Regions from separate parts of the Homo sapiens genome. Here all the other regions are linked to region 3. A link is a loop called in an ENCODE intact Hi-C map of the cell type or tissue named here. Cell type or tissue: endothelial cell of umbilical vein. All regions are shown on one strand.

Region 1 (5,000 bases), 250 kb after region 3:
TGAAATCTAATCCAAAAATCAATTTTGCATAGAATTTAATAACAGATAAAAGCTTAAAATTCTATAACAAACAAATGAGAAATATCAGCACTAGGAAATAAGACTTTAGTTTCCAGGATCAATCCCACTACCTGTGTCAATGCATCCTGACTTCGCTTGTTTTATCAACACATGACAAAGGCATTGGTCTCACACTGAGGCATGGTAAATACATTACGAAGTAAAGACAAACACTATAAACAGGACAAACCCTGCGAGGCAAAGGCACAAACAAGGCTGCAAGCAAATAGTTTCTCCCTCTCTTGTATTTAGGCAGATTTCCCTGGAACCACAGTCTTTAGTTTTTAGATTCTTGTTTTTTTTTTTTTTTTTCTTTTTTTCCGAGACGGAGTCTTGCTCTGTCACCCAGGCTGGAGTGCAGCGGCGTGATCTCGGCTCACTGCAACCTCCACCTCCAGGGTTCAAGCAATTCTCCTGCCTCAGCCTCCCGAGTAGCTGGGATTACAAGCATGCGCCACCACACCGGCTAATTTTTGTCTTCTTAGTAGAGACGGGGGTTTCACCATGTTGGCCAGGCTGGTCTCGAACTCTTGACCTCGTGATCCACCCACCTCGGCCTCCCAAAGTGCTGGGATTACAGGTGTGAGCCGCTGCGCCTGGCCCATATTCTTGCTCTTGTGCCTGCTGTGAAATGTATGGGAAACAGTCTTTAGTGGTTGCCCATGAAGTTAAGACAGCTCAGGAATGGTTTATTTCTCAGACGCCTCTTCTGTATTTGCCACACACACCAACAGAAAAACCACAGGAAAGAATCAGTGAAGTTTCCTGCATTTTTCCTTGTTTGGCTTGAATGCCTGCAATAGGGGCTCAGGAGCGTGGAGCTGCCCTCTGTTTTATTTATAATATGAACCTCCTGATACATTACAGCAAAAGTTAGCAAATATTATTTACAGTGTAGCATGTGTTTCCATTATATTTTCTTGATGCAGCGATCTGGGTTCTTAGAAAGCTGACTTTTTAGTTGTTTTTTTAAGCATGGACAGTGATAAAATATCAAGATTTGTGAAAAGGCATCCACTTCAAGATAAAGTTACTGCTACAATTTTAAAGGATGACTGTTGAAATTGCTGGTATGTCCTTAATATTGAACCCCAAATTTTCCCATTAGGAGGCCATTAGGACTTTGATGACGCCTTCAATGTTCCCCAGCCAGGCCTCCTCACTAGGTTCTTCTGCAAATAAATAAACAGTCCCCCTCCCCAGTGTCCCGGCTTCCCCAGGGGAGGAGCCCCTGGCTGGTGTGCAGGGCATCTGACTCACTCTCCTTTGGGTAACACTAGTAATAATGTAACTGTATTATGGTCCTGGATGGAAGGGAACAGCGGATCATTTGCTTGAAAACACGACCTTTTAATTTAAACAAAAGGCTTGAAAAAATAAAAGTGGGTCTTAAATGCAGTTTAATCAGTCAGGCGAGAGATGTCTAATGAAGCTGCCAGACGGATTTGTAGCCAGGCTGTCACTTCGGCCATCATGTTTACAGCTCCGGGAGTGAGATTAGCACTGTGTGAAGGCACAAACTCGGTCAAAATTTCCTGTGTCTGGGATGCCTGTAAATTTTGACAATTTGACAAATTATTTTGTTGCAGTGATGATGGTTTGGAAAACCTGACATGTAAGAATTTAGTTCTTTGATCTTCGCTTCTTTACACTGGCCCTAGAGAGCATTATATCATTGCAACAAAAGGTAACAACCAAAACCAAAACATTGATAATTGGATTTTTACATTTTATATATACATATATATATATGTATTTATAAAATATTATTTCATCTGGTGCTTTCAAGGAAAACTTGCCATTTTGGCCCATATTTCAGCTAAAAATTCTTTCCAAAGATTTTTTTTTATAGAGGAAAATCACCTATGTGTTAGTATGACAATATCATGTCATAGTTATGAAATAGTTCTTCTACAATTTGAATTTTCATTGCTTTGTACCTTTTACCTTCAGGAAAAATGCCATCCTGTCTTGGAGGTGTTTAAGTAAGTATTGAGGAATTCAAGTCAGTATTTTACTGTATTAGTATTCCTTCTTAGCACTGTTAGACAAGCCAAATCATAATTTTCTTTTGAAATAAATGTGCACTCAGTGTATACTTGAAAACATGCAATCAAAAGGAGTGGTCAGAAAACTTAAGAAGAATAGAAACTTTTTAATTATTGTTTTTCAGTAATTAAAAAATATTTTCCTTTAATTTTTTTTGAAAATTAAAGGAAAGGGAATAATTGCCCTGGGAAAAAAAGAATGGTTGGGTCTTTTTATTTCTTTTCTTCTTTTTCGAGTTTGCCATATTTATTTGCTGCAAATGGCATGCAGTTGTGCATAAACATTAATATTATCCACTTTGTTTCCTCTTAATAATACAGGGAAGCCTCAGCTTAATCTCTCACTCATTTCATGCCAAAACACAAGTGTATTGCTTTTGTTTTACTACATGTTTCATTCCATCTGTTGGGAGCCCAGTAAGTCAATATTTATCACATTTATAGATTCTGAATCACTAGGGGAAAAAAATCACTTCTGGGAAAAAACGTGCATCTATCATTCTCAACTATTTCAAAGTTTAAAAGTGTTGTCTCTGTGATGTTGACTTTGGTTTTTTGAGCTAAAATAATGCAGCTTGCATTATGTTTTAATTAAAGCAATTTTAAACTACATGTTTTCAAAGTTTTTCGTTTTCCCCAAACCTCTCTGTAATTGCCTTGTCATGATTATCATTTTCCTTTCACTGTTGCTTTCTATAGAAGCCCCAGGAAAGAGTTACTAAAAATTAAATTTCATGCTTGCATGTGTTTCTGTGATCTGCAGCGTGTATGATCTCTGAGTGGAAAACTTCTCTGAAAATAAATGGATTACCCTTTTTACTACACTGTCTGATGTCTCTTCAGCAGATAGCATTGCTTCCCTGTGATCTCTAACCCACCACAATTGAAATGACAAGCGTTGAAATGGGGGCCTCACGGTGGCGCCCTCTGCCTTTGCCGGCCCTTTCTGCAGCACGGAACGGTTCACGCCGCAGAGCACCGGTTCTCAAACTTGAATAATGCCTGGACACCCTTGGGAAGGATAGAATCATCTTCAGAAACCCCACAACACGTCAGTGGAGTCCACTTTGAGAAATGCTGACCTAAAAATTAGAATCTTATTCTATTAAAATGGCTTACATTTGAGAATTATCACTGCAAAGAAAAGTTCCGTCTTTAGAACTGCTAAAAGGTTGAGTTTTTACATCTTTACTCTGCTATTGAAACAAAACTATTAAAATTATCTTAAATATCCTGAAAGTCTCAGACTCCTGAAAACGTGTCCACAGATCCCTGCTTGAAAAACCTGCCGGAGTACCTGCTTTTCCTTGCATTTGTTGGCAGAAGATGAGCGTTTGACCTTTTACAAACTGCTCTGTAAATATCATCATTGCTTAGTTTGTGAAAGACTAATGTGTTTCCACTAACAAAACTGTCTTTCCAGGGTTGCTGCTTTCTAGAATAATGCTTGTTTTCCTACTGGGTTTTCTGTTGCTGGTGTTTTTTTTAAAGGCAACCAAATTTGTCTAAGGGATTGCACTTTAAGGCAATCCAGGGACTTTTAATGAAGAACTGATGAGAAAGCCAAAGTCTCTGGTTGAAAAAAAAAAAAATGTGACAAAGTAGCAGATCTCAAAAATATTAACCAAGTAGATTCTCTAATATTTGATACTTTAAACGCAAACTGTTTTCTAAACAATGTTTGTAAGCAAATGTTAAAAGTATTTTTTTCCGGGATTACTGCTTCTATATTAAACAGATAGTATGAACAAACGATAGAGTTGGCTTTTCTATCCTCACAGCAATCAGTAAGTGTGGACTTTTTTTTTCTTAAGAAGAAACACCAAAATAAATGATTCCTCTAAAGGATCTAGTATTCCAAAAAGGGTGAATAAAGAAAGTTTAGAACATTGATATTTCCATAACATAACTAATATGTTATTGTTTGTAACAGAGGAAGGAAATAAACCAGTTGACAGTACTATTTATAAAAGAGCTTTGAATTAAAGTCTTTGGCTAGGAAAATCAAGCCATATTGCTCAAAGGTACTAGGATTCCTCTAGTCCTTCATGGATATTGGAATTCTAATGAGCTTACAACCACAGGTGAAGCTGGCAAAAGTTGTCTTTTGAGCCAACCCACACACCTCGAAAACAAATATATAATAGTTATTCATGTGCCACCATGGGAATGTACCATAAAACCAACAGAAAGAAAAATAATAAACATGTCATACAATAAGCATATGCTATGATGCGTGGCTTCAGATTTTCAATAGCTGAGCTTTATTACAATAACCACAACATGAACAGCTTTGGGAAACAACAACAGGGTCAACACGTAGGCCAAAAGAATCCATCAGTCAAATGGTCTTCTTTTGAAAACCCAGCTATCTGTGTTGAGCTAGAGTTAAGTGCTTTGTACCAGAAGCCTTTGTTCATCCTAGCAGCTTCATAGATATAAATAAAACTAGTTTGCCTGGATTGAAATTTATTTTTGATATGTCATTAAAGTTTTGTAAGTAAATTATTTATTATTAATCTCAGAAAGGGTTCTATTTTAATTAACCCGATATGTGATCATGCTGTATATTCTAGAAGACCCCAAGTAATCGGTTCTAAAAGCCTAAAAATTAGGAAAATGTGCACTTCCCAAGAGGCTCAACATGCCTTTTGTGTAAGAATTAGGTAGCAGTTCTTTTAGATGGTTATTATTTTGTGGGCTTAAAATACTGCATCAAAAATGATTTAAAATGTTTATATAAAATGAAAATTATGTCCTCAATTTCCTGCAGTGTTATTTTAAATTTTAAATATTCAGCAATTTTCAAAAAAATTTAACCCCTTAGTAATTTCTTATAGTTTACATATATAATCCGGCTGTGCTAATATTATTTTATTAAACCAGAATGTG
Region 2 (5,000 bases), 760 kb after region 3:
ATAAGTGATATCAATCCATGAAGGAATAATATAATACTTCCTACTTAAAGGAGATTTTGTCAAATATGATTGAGTAAACCAACTTCAGATGAATGGATCAGTTAATGCACTTAGCTTGACGAATTCTCTGCCTCAGTTGATAGCACTGATTTTCACTTTGGGGATGGCAGTATGCCACACTAAGCCTGGTGTCACATGTTACCTTCCTTTTTCAAAAAAGAAAACTGAGGCACAGAAAGTTTGCATAATCCTCCTAGATCACACCACTAACAAGTGGAGGAATTTGGAGCCTGTGCTTTTTCTATGCATAGTTTTATGCTGCTGCCCAGGTAAGAAGAAGAAGATTGCTGGGTATGCTTTTGCTTTTGCTGCCCAAAGATGTCTGCAAGTCACACAAGCACAGAGGCAGAAGAAACTTCAAGAGAGTAGGAGGAGACTCAGGGCCAGTGAGAGTCAGTGCGGGAGCTTTGTTAACCACATAAGCCATCTTCATGGGTATTCTCAGAGGTTTCTGAGGTCCATAGAACCTGGCACTCTGGGGGCTCCTGGTCCTGACAGAACCCCAGGATAAGGAATAGGGCAGATTGTGCTCATTTATCCCCAGAGGCTTAGAGCCCAGTAGGGGCTAGCTCTCCTAAGTCTCTGGAACAGAAGTCTTAAGGATTTGTTCAGGAGTCAGCGTGGGGTCTCCACACCAGAAGAATGATGACTTGATGTCCGTAGGGATGGGGCTGTTGTTAGAACTTGGAAGGGCCGCTCGTTACATGACTTGGCTTCAAGTTGTACCTGCATAGCAGGTGCACTGCTTTTGTTTAGATTCTACTTTTATTTGGGGTGGCTTTGAAAGGGGCTGGGTGGAGATTACTGGAAGGGGTGTTTCTAAATCTCCCAAGATACCTCTTTGTGTCCCCGTTGTGCAAGAGACAGCTTCAACTGAAGAGCATTCACCACCATCTGAAAAGGAAGCTGGAACGCCATCGACTCTGAATCTAACTTGATGTTCACAGGAATAGAGGATCATCAAGTACCACGCAGGTGGTACTTGACATCTACAGGGGTCCCTTTAACCCATCTAGAGGCAAAGGAAGTGTGGCAGTCTGGGCCATCTCAGATGGCTCTCTGGACTGCGGTCCCTCTGGAGCCAACCTGTTCAAGTTGGCACACAAAGCTTCCCTCTTAGCTGGGCCTCCATCTGTCCAGGCAGACCCAGTCACATAGTTTTGGGAAAGCAGTCTTGGGCAACCTTCTCTGGTCAGAAGGAGAATGAAAGACCCAGAGGTGGTAGTCACTGGACCCTGAGCAGGAGTCTTAGACATCCAGGGAGACAAACAGTCCCAGCTATAAGGACCTTGATTTAGCCTTTGCTGGAGAAATTATGATTAATGTACCTGAGGAGGAAGTTATCTGGGGTTTGAAGCTGTTTAAATGTCCAGGAGCAAAAGGACGTTAGGTCACCAGAGGCATAAAAGGAACTGAAGGGCCACAGTACTAAGAGAGAATCTCAATGACCTGCCCTCTCCTAGGGAGAAAGGAAGATGGAAGATAAGAATGAAGATGTTCTAATAGAGGGATGAAGGAAGAGGCGCTGCTCAAATGTGCTGGAATCACAGTGATGAACACAGAGCAGTTCTCCAGCATAGCCAGCCACCACGGGGATCCTGCACTGTGCTCTTACCACTACCCCGGGCACCCAAGATCAAGTGCAGGGGCTTCTGCCAGGGATTTGAGACGAGGGCAGCAGACCCTCAAGCTAAGCCTTCTAATTCTAGAGAATGTATTGCTATTGATGAAGGTCTGCCACGTAGATAGCGATTAGGTTTTTTTGTTTGTTTGTTTTGGTTTTTTAAAGATGGTGGAGATGAACAAAAATGGGAGACACATCCATCCTGGCTTGCAGACACCTTTCTGTCTTCGAAGGTGTTAATTCTGCCCAAGTAACCTCACCACACATTCATGTGCTGGGCCCACAGTGATGCTTATAAGTGAAAGAGTTATTGCCAGAAAATGTAGCTTGTGGATGGAAGGGACATAGTATTTCTCACCACCGCACTGGAGCTGAGTAGAACAACTTCAAATACAAAATATAAACTCACCCAAAATATTGACATGCGTGAATGTTGAAGTTGTCTTCAGTTCTACCTTAATCAAATTGGCGAACATAATCCAGTCTTACTAAGACAATTAAAGGGACACTTCTATAATTAGATGGAAAGGTGTTTTTTTGTTTTGTTTTTTCTAGGGATTTCATCATCCACCTTGCCAACAATCTAAAGAAAAAAACATGCAGATCTTATGGCACTAGAGCATACTCTAGTGGTGGTGAAGAAAAGCAAACACTTCCAAACTGCTATCTGTATCCACTGCTGGGGAGTACTAGGTAAATACTTCTTGTTTGGGCAAAAGGTTAGGTAGGATTGCCTCATAAAACAGCAAAGAAAATGGATGGAGCACTGTGTGACAACTCCACGCCATGTAATTCTCCCCTAAGAATAAGGCAAGTTCTGTTTTATCCAATGCTCAAAGCCAAAGGCAAACAAACAAGAATTATTAAAAATCTTAAAACAATCTAAAATAACATCCTACACCGTGAGGTTTTAGCGAAGCTTTTGGGTTTTTTTTTTTCTTCTTCTTCTTCTTAAATCTGAGCCACATTTAGACTTTCCCCTTAGAGATTCTGTTTAAAGAAAGGAGAGGGAGCAGATAATAGATATAATACCTAAAGCAAACTCCCTTCAGCCGTGACAGTGTTATTACAAACTTGAGTGAGTGCCATTATTTCGAATAAATCAAAACAATGGACCAGAACCAATTTTACATAAGAAAATATTGTTCAATTTGTTGCAAGCCATGGTGAAGACTCCTCTGGTCTGTCAAGTGATGGTTAATATAAGTAAGAACATCTGTCCTTGTTAAAGATAGCACTCATAAAAGCAAACTTATACATTTAACCAAGTAAACTCATTGCCATATGCTGTGTGTGTCTCCAAACTGAGGGAAATATATTCCCACGGTTTTAAATGTAAATTATACTCTTACATTCAAACTAACATGAACTAAAAGGAAGAAAAATCCAACATCACCACACACATAAAAAATAAAAAAACTTTTTTTAAAACCAGAAGCTTTGTGTTCTATTGTGTTTAGATTTAAAATATGGAACTATTTAGAAAGAATTAAAGAGATTATGTTTATTTGATTTCAAGTTATCTCAGCAAGAAACATATTTTTCATACCTCTTTGGAAGAACAGCAGGTCAAATGACACATTTGTGAGTGACTGTTTGAAATATTTCAGCCACGCCGCAGGGTCCGCCTGACCTGGGCACCGTAGATCGAGGGAACAAAGGCTTATGTTTTAAAAGTTCCTTTAAGAGCCTTTCTGGGGGAGGGGAAAGGGGGACACGGGAAGCTGTCACAACCTCGCTTTTTATTTTTATCCTATGACACTAATCAGTTTAATTATATTTCTAACCCATGACTTGGGATCATAATTAATTCTTCCAAATGCAAACATTATATTGCATAATTCTGCAACTTTGCAAGAATCAACACAGTTTGTTTCAAAGTCACCCACATTCTTTGAACTCCAGAGTTTCCCAGTCTGTGCAAATTCATTCCTCCCTTTGAGTAGGTTTTGTTTCTGGCTATGTTCAATAGCAAAGGTGGGTCTTTATTCTTAATGATAAAACAAGTTGCAGAACAGTTTCATTAAAGAGATCCAGGATCTGAAGAACCTATTCACTTCATTACTTGACTAAATGAAAATCATACACTGACGTAAGGTTAAATGGGGCTGCGATTTCCTTATTAAATGGAACAATTAATATTACAAGTGTTTGAAGATCATGATCGAGAAGACTTCACTGAACGTTTCCAAGAGTAATTATTGCAAACAGAACACAAACCCTATTTAGGGTGTAACTCAATATGAGGGCTTGTGAGTCAAATGTTGAGCCATTTAGAACTACAAATCTTTCTTTGTGGCCTTATTAAAGAAATTCTCCCATCTCCATTTAAAGGGATAGATTGCCAAGGCCTAAATAAAAGGCCAGAACCTAAAATGAAAATGCTTCTGACTTCACTGCCACACCTGATACTTCCAATACAGATTTCCTCCGAGTGCCGCTTTCTTCACCTCCTTTGCCCCGGGCCTTCATAATCCAGAGAGAGAAAAATGAATTTCATTCCCAAATGCTAGAATTGCTGGTGCAGAATGTAACTAAATATCAGCAGCTGTGCCAGGGCACCTGGGGCCATATAAGGAAGCCTTACAAAAGACTTAGTTATGAACAAGATCCCAGTTCTCTGCTCATCTTGGTTTTCTGTGCTTTAAGAAGGGCAGGGAGAATTGCAACTATGCCCTTAAAAAAAGTGTGTGTGTTGTGGGGGAGGGGGGGGCGGTTCTAGTTCTCAAAAAAAAAAAAAAAAGAAAGAAAGGATAAAACAGGTGTTCCTACTGCAAATAAATGGGACCAAAGTAATGCTGCTACAGCTCATGACCATGACTTCTCAAACATTAATGTACAAATGCATCACACAGGGATCGTTGAAGATGCAGATTCTGAATCAGTAGGTCTGGACGGGGCCTGAGAGTCTGCATTTCTAATAAGTTCTAACATGATGTTGGTGCAGCTGGTCTAAGGTCCACATTTTAAATAAGGAGTTAGAGCAATTCACGGCCTTTTCACGTGATTAGCCTCCTTCTCTATATTACTATTCCAAAGTAGTTTCATTTAATACTTGTCACTCAATCACCGAAGTCAGGATTTTCCTGAAGACAAGCACTGTGTACCCCATCTCTGCTATATCCTTTAGCACCTAGCATAGCACTAGGAATGAGTGCTATTATAAGGATGAGAAAAAGGAAGTAGCAGGTAACAGAGACAGACCCTTTCTGGAGGTATGGGCAGCAAAACTGCGAGGAAGGAGGCAGGTTCAATGGCAATTATGCAATCTTTGTGGAAAAGGTGTCATAGAGCCTCTCTTCACAATTCTTCACAG
Region 3 (5,000 bases):
ACAGAGCAGTGGAATGACATGCAGGGGCACATAGTGGGGCCAAACTGGGACAGGATTCTGGGCCCCTGTGTCCTGACTCCCTGCTTTTTCCAACTACTACGTGGCTGCCCCTCAAATACCTGTAATTGCAAATACTTTTGATTGTGTTTCTTTGAGGAATGCATAAGCTGCTTTTTCTTTTTATGGGGTCTCACTCTGTCACTCAGGCTAGAGTACAGTGGCATGATCTCAGCTCACTGTAACCTCTGCCTCCTGGGTTCAAGCGGTCCTCCCACCTCAGCTTCCTGAGTAGCTGGGACCACCGGTGCATGCCACCATTCCCGGCTAATTTTTTGTATTTTTGCTAGAGATGGGGTTTTGCCGTGTTGCCCAGGCTGGTCTTGAACTCTGAGCTCAAGTGATCCGCTTGCCTCAGCCTCCCAAAGTGTTGGGATTACAGGCATGGACCACTGCGCCTGGACCATGATGTGCTTCTAACCTCAGGAAACAAACATTCCCACCTGTAGACAACTTTGAGTAGATGTTTAACCTTTCTCTGAAATGATTTTACTCTGTATTTCAAGCAAGAGGGTTAAAAACAGAGTGCCTTCCAATTTGGCTGCTTCTGGCCTCCTCTGTGCACTCTAAAACTTTCGAGGAAGGAAAAGAAAGCTTCTCCTTTCACTTGGCTAGGAGAATGAACATGGTCTGAGATCGGATTGCCTTCATTGGGTACTATGCCTCCTTGGTGTGTTTTTATAAAAATCATTCACATGAAAGTCACAAAACTAAAGCATTTGGTGCTGGAGGTGGGTGGTGGGTGTTCATAAAGTAAAATGCAAAGCTCAGAGCTGTTCCCATCTTTTTTCATAGTAATATGGATTGCTCTTCAAGCCCAATTTGGTTTTCAGGCTTGCTTCTATTTTCCTCTTCCATTCTCTCTACTGATCTGCAACATCTGTTAAAAAATGATCCCCCCTGATTTTTTTCTTCAGTTTATTTCTCTGATCACTGTGCTTACTCTTGTGGCATGTACACGTTTAGCAAGTCAGCGTGACTGAGGTTTCCTTTAGTTATAGGGCATAACCCAGTTTAGATATTTGCTTTATTTAATTGCTGCATTCAAAACACTGTTGGGCATTTCATATTAGTATTTTTTTCAGTCTAAAGATCACCTATGCTTATATTAATATTTTAAAGAGGGTGTTTTGTAGATATGGCTAGTCTGTTTGTCAGATGACTGCCTTTTATCATCCCTCAGAAGTTTTCATATTTCTTCTTGTAAGTGATTGTTAAGGATGTGTACTCACCCAAACAATATCATAGAAAAAAGCCAGAAACCTGAACACTGGAAGGTAAACTGATGGCAAAGACTTTCCATTTTACTGAGGCTTCTAAACTGCTATGTTCCACTTTGAATCATAGTTGCACCTTGTGTGTATATGGTATGTGTGTGTATGTGTGTATTTGCATGTATTAATATTTGTATATAAATGTGTAAGTATAGCCACCATGCATGCTTGTTGGGGTATCAGAACAAAGCACCCTCAGAAATATATAATCTACTAAGAAAAGAAACAATTTTGAGCACTGTGGGGAAATTCCAAGGAAGTCTAATCAAGATCACTGTATGACCAGATATCTCTTTTTTTTTAATGTCAGGTATTTATCACAGAATTTTAGCCTTCTTAAATAAAAAGACATACCAAATATTTACTAATAAAACATTCTGAATCAATTTCTGGCCCACTTACAGTTGAGGGAATAATGAAAGTTCTAGGTGATGAACCTGAAGTTTGTGGTTATGCAATAGAAAAGAAATGATTCTAGGACTGATGATGCACTTGAATTCCATGGTGGCTCCACCTGCCAGCCTCACAGATTCCCTTCCCCGGACTCAAGCTTCCGGTAGGGGGTGCTGTTGTCTAATATAAGGCCTATACTTTGCAAGAGAATTTGGTTATTACTTCAGGTCATTTCTAATCTTTACCGTTTCCCAAGATTTCATGTGTTTAAATTGATATTGGCTATTTCCTGTTAAGTTTACTGTGAATTTAATCTTATGCTACTGTTTAATACATTAAAGTGCCATTTTGGTTGCTGCCACTGCACTGATTAGCATTAAATTTCCCCAGAATGTGTTCTGAATATCAGTGAGCTTGTTCAGGAAAATGAATAATAATTTTATTGTTTTTAAAACAATGAAATATTTGATTACTTTGTAAAAATTCATGAAGTGAACTTTGATGAGGCTTGGGAATCAAACTAAGACTTTTAGAGGAATTGAACATACAAGTTTTGCCTTTAAAATTTTATTTTTCTGCTGGTGGAGATGTGTTATATTTGCATTTTTGAGCCTGAATAATTTTAATTCCATTTTTATTGTACAAACCCAAGAGGAACATTTGCTTTGTTTTCACTGATTAGTTATACAATTATTCTCTTCAGATATTACATGAACCATGAACCATAATATTATATTTCTTGTTAATACATTTTGGCAAAAGTATTTACATGACAACACAATACATAAATGTAATGACTTTCTCAAATGAGTACATTGTTGCCATGAAGCAATCACCTTTATTTTAATACAAGTAAAATTCATTAAAATTTTTCTCAATTAGCAAAGTGACTTTTCCAAATGAACTAGCGAAGGAAAAACATTTCTTGTTTTATCCTAGCTCAGCTGATTTGCTTTTTATTGCCAGATGTCTGTTTGGGAAGGAGAGGAAAAAAGAGGAGTGTTTAATTTTAATAAACTCGATGCAATGCTGACTTCTAGGGGATTAGGTATGGTTCTGATACACTTAGTTCCCTTTCAGTTAGTTTCAAAGTAAAAGTTAAATTTGAAAGCAAAAGCCTTTGAAGCAAAGATACTACTTTCAAGACTCTCTCATGTTGAAAGTTAAAACTTGGAGAACCAAATGAACAAATCCTTTGAATTCCAAACTTAATTTAAACAAAAGAATATTTTATTTTTCTCCTCTCACTAAAATGTTTAAATCCCATCATAAGTCTAATAACCAGATTATGTCATTTGACACAGACAGTTGAGTTGAGCCCTGTATCTGTAAATGCAAATGTAGCTTTTTGGGAAAAAATATAATTAACTTTGAATTTGCATTTACATAGCATAGATTTCAGATTAATTTAACTTAACTGCTCCTTATGAAGTAATTGTTTAGGCCTAGTTTTGGTCATTCATTTTATGTGTAGAATGAAGATATCTTTTTTTTCCTTAAGTTAAAAAATAAATGACAATACCTGTGTACCGACTGAATGACTCAGAGTATCGAATTTGTAAAGTATGTTAGATTTTTTTTTTTTTTTTTTTGAGACAAGGTCTTGCTTTGTCATCCAGGTTGGAGTGCAATGGTGCGATCTCAGCCCACCGCAACCTCTGCCTCCTAGGTTCAAGCGACTCTCCTGCCTCTTCTCAAGTAGCTGGGACTAAAGACGCCTGCCACCATGCCTGGCAAATTTTTGTATTTTTAGTAGAGGGTTTTGCCATGTTGGTCAGGCTGGTCTATTAGATATTCTTAATAAAAATGTGAAGTCTAAGAATATTAATTATCCTATAAGTTTATGTGGCCCTTGCCTTTAAGATACTTAGCAACACAGAATCTAATTCTTAGAATACCTGATTAGCATTCTTCGGATGGATTGTTAAGTTGCCAGTTAAATAATATTTCTAAGGGAATAAGGTTAAGAATGAAAATTTCAACTTCTAGTAATGTTTACCTAGGATAAGTGACAATTAATATTGTCTCTGTCTTGTAGGAAGCTAGATTAAGATGTTAAAATAAATTATACATTAATCATGAAGAAAGAAATCAATATATTTCTCCTTCCCCGATCTTCCAAATAGCTCTTAACTTTACAGAAAGAGTCAAGCCGTAAAAAAATAACAGCAATAAAGAAGAGGCACATGATAGACTCCAGTTAAAGGAGCCAGGCTCCATAGAAAAATGACTGATCATAGAGCTGATGCAGGGAATATACACCATGAACCTAGAGCATCTTGTAAAACCAGAGGGTAAGAAAGTGCTCAAAGCACAAAAACAGACAAAAAAAATGAGGCATGTCAGAGGAACACAGTAGCCAAACTAAAGCTGCCAGTGGACAAACCTGGAATAACTTGGGCAACAAAATAAATAAGGTAGTATTAAATTATAACCCAAAGTATAAAATAAATATTCATGAGTCAAAGCTTGAATAAACAAACAAATAGGAGAAGCTCAACACCACCCCTCAAGTAGGTAGAGTTTAACACTCCAACCCTTGAGTTTGAGCTGTGCTTGGTGACTTACTTGTGAAAAGCAGAATGTGGAAAGTGGAAATAAGTAACTACAGCGGAGAAATGTATCATCTGGCTCCAACACATCATCAGTGAAAAGTCATATTGATAGCATGTTCTCTTGATATGATGAGAATGGCACTTTACCTTCATTGTCTTCCTCCCAAATACTCATAACCCCAGTCTAACTGACATGGTTTGGCTCTGTGTCCCCACCCAAATCTCATGCTGAATTGTAATCTCCAGTGCTGGAGGTAGGGCCTGGTGGGAGGTGATTGGATCATTGGGGTGATTTCTAATGGTTTAGCACCATCCCCCTCATGCTGTCTCATGATAGAGTTCTCATGAGATCTGGTTGTTCAAAAGTGTGTGGCACCTCCCCGCTTCTCTCTTCCTCCTGCCCCAGCCACGTAAGACGTGCCTGCTTCCCCTTCACCTTCCGCCATGATCGTTAAGTTTCCTGTGGCCTCCCCAGCCACACTTCCTGTACAGCCTGGGGAACTCTGAGCCAATTAAACCTCTTTTCTTATAAATCACCCAATCTCGGGTATTTCATTATAGCAGTGTGAGAATGGAATAACACACTAACCATGATTAAAAAAAAAATAGACAAACCCAAATTGAAAGACATTCTACAAAACATCTAACCAGGAGAATGTGAGAAATTGTCATAGACAGAGGAGGTTAAAAAGACATGATGACTATATATAATGTGATATCC

Evidence for each region. Peaks named below come from ENCODE experiments on the same cell type or tissue, not always from the same donor. Only the 100,000 strongest peaks of a DNase experiment are listed, where the experiment ranks them.
Region 1: a loop joins it to region 3, with 15 times the contacts of the local background. A loop is called at or near these places in 12 of 110 quality-filtered maps.
Region 2: it touches region 3 in a loop (14-fold over the local background); 16 of 110 quality-filtered maps call a loop at or near these places.

Annotation. Positions count from the first base shown.
Region 1 is chr14:57,065,120-57,070,119 of GRCh38, reverse strand. No RefSeq gene overlaps it. Among named protein-coding and RNA genes, the nearest start is that of EXOC5, 200 kb to the left of the region's middle. In endothelial cell of umbilical vein, a CTCF peak has its summit at 3,019 (motif pointing right); no DNase peak of the experiment used is centred here; H3K27me3 peaks cover 430 bases.
Region 2 is chr14:56,553,444-56,558,443 of GRCh38, reverse strand. No RefSeq gene overlaps it. Among named protein-coding and RNA genes, the nearest start is that of TMEM260, 24 kb to the left of the region's middle. RefSeq lists an enhancer at 3,507-3,676. In endothelial cell of umbilical vein, a CTCF peak has its summit at 2,346; a DNase peak (open chromatin) is centred at 2,293; H3K27me3 peaks cover 608 bases.
Region 3 is chr14:57,314,313-57,319,312 of GRCh38, reverse strand. No RefSeq gene overlaps it. Among named protein-coding and RNA genes, the nearest start is that of AP5M1, 48 kb to the right of the region's middle. In endothelial cell of umbilical vein, a CTCF peak has its summit at 1,876 (motif pointing right); a DNase peak (open chromatin) is centred at 1,912.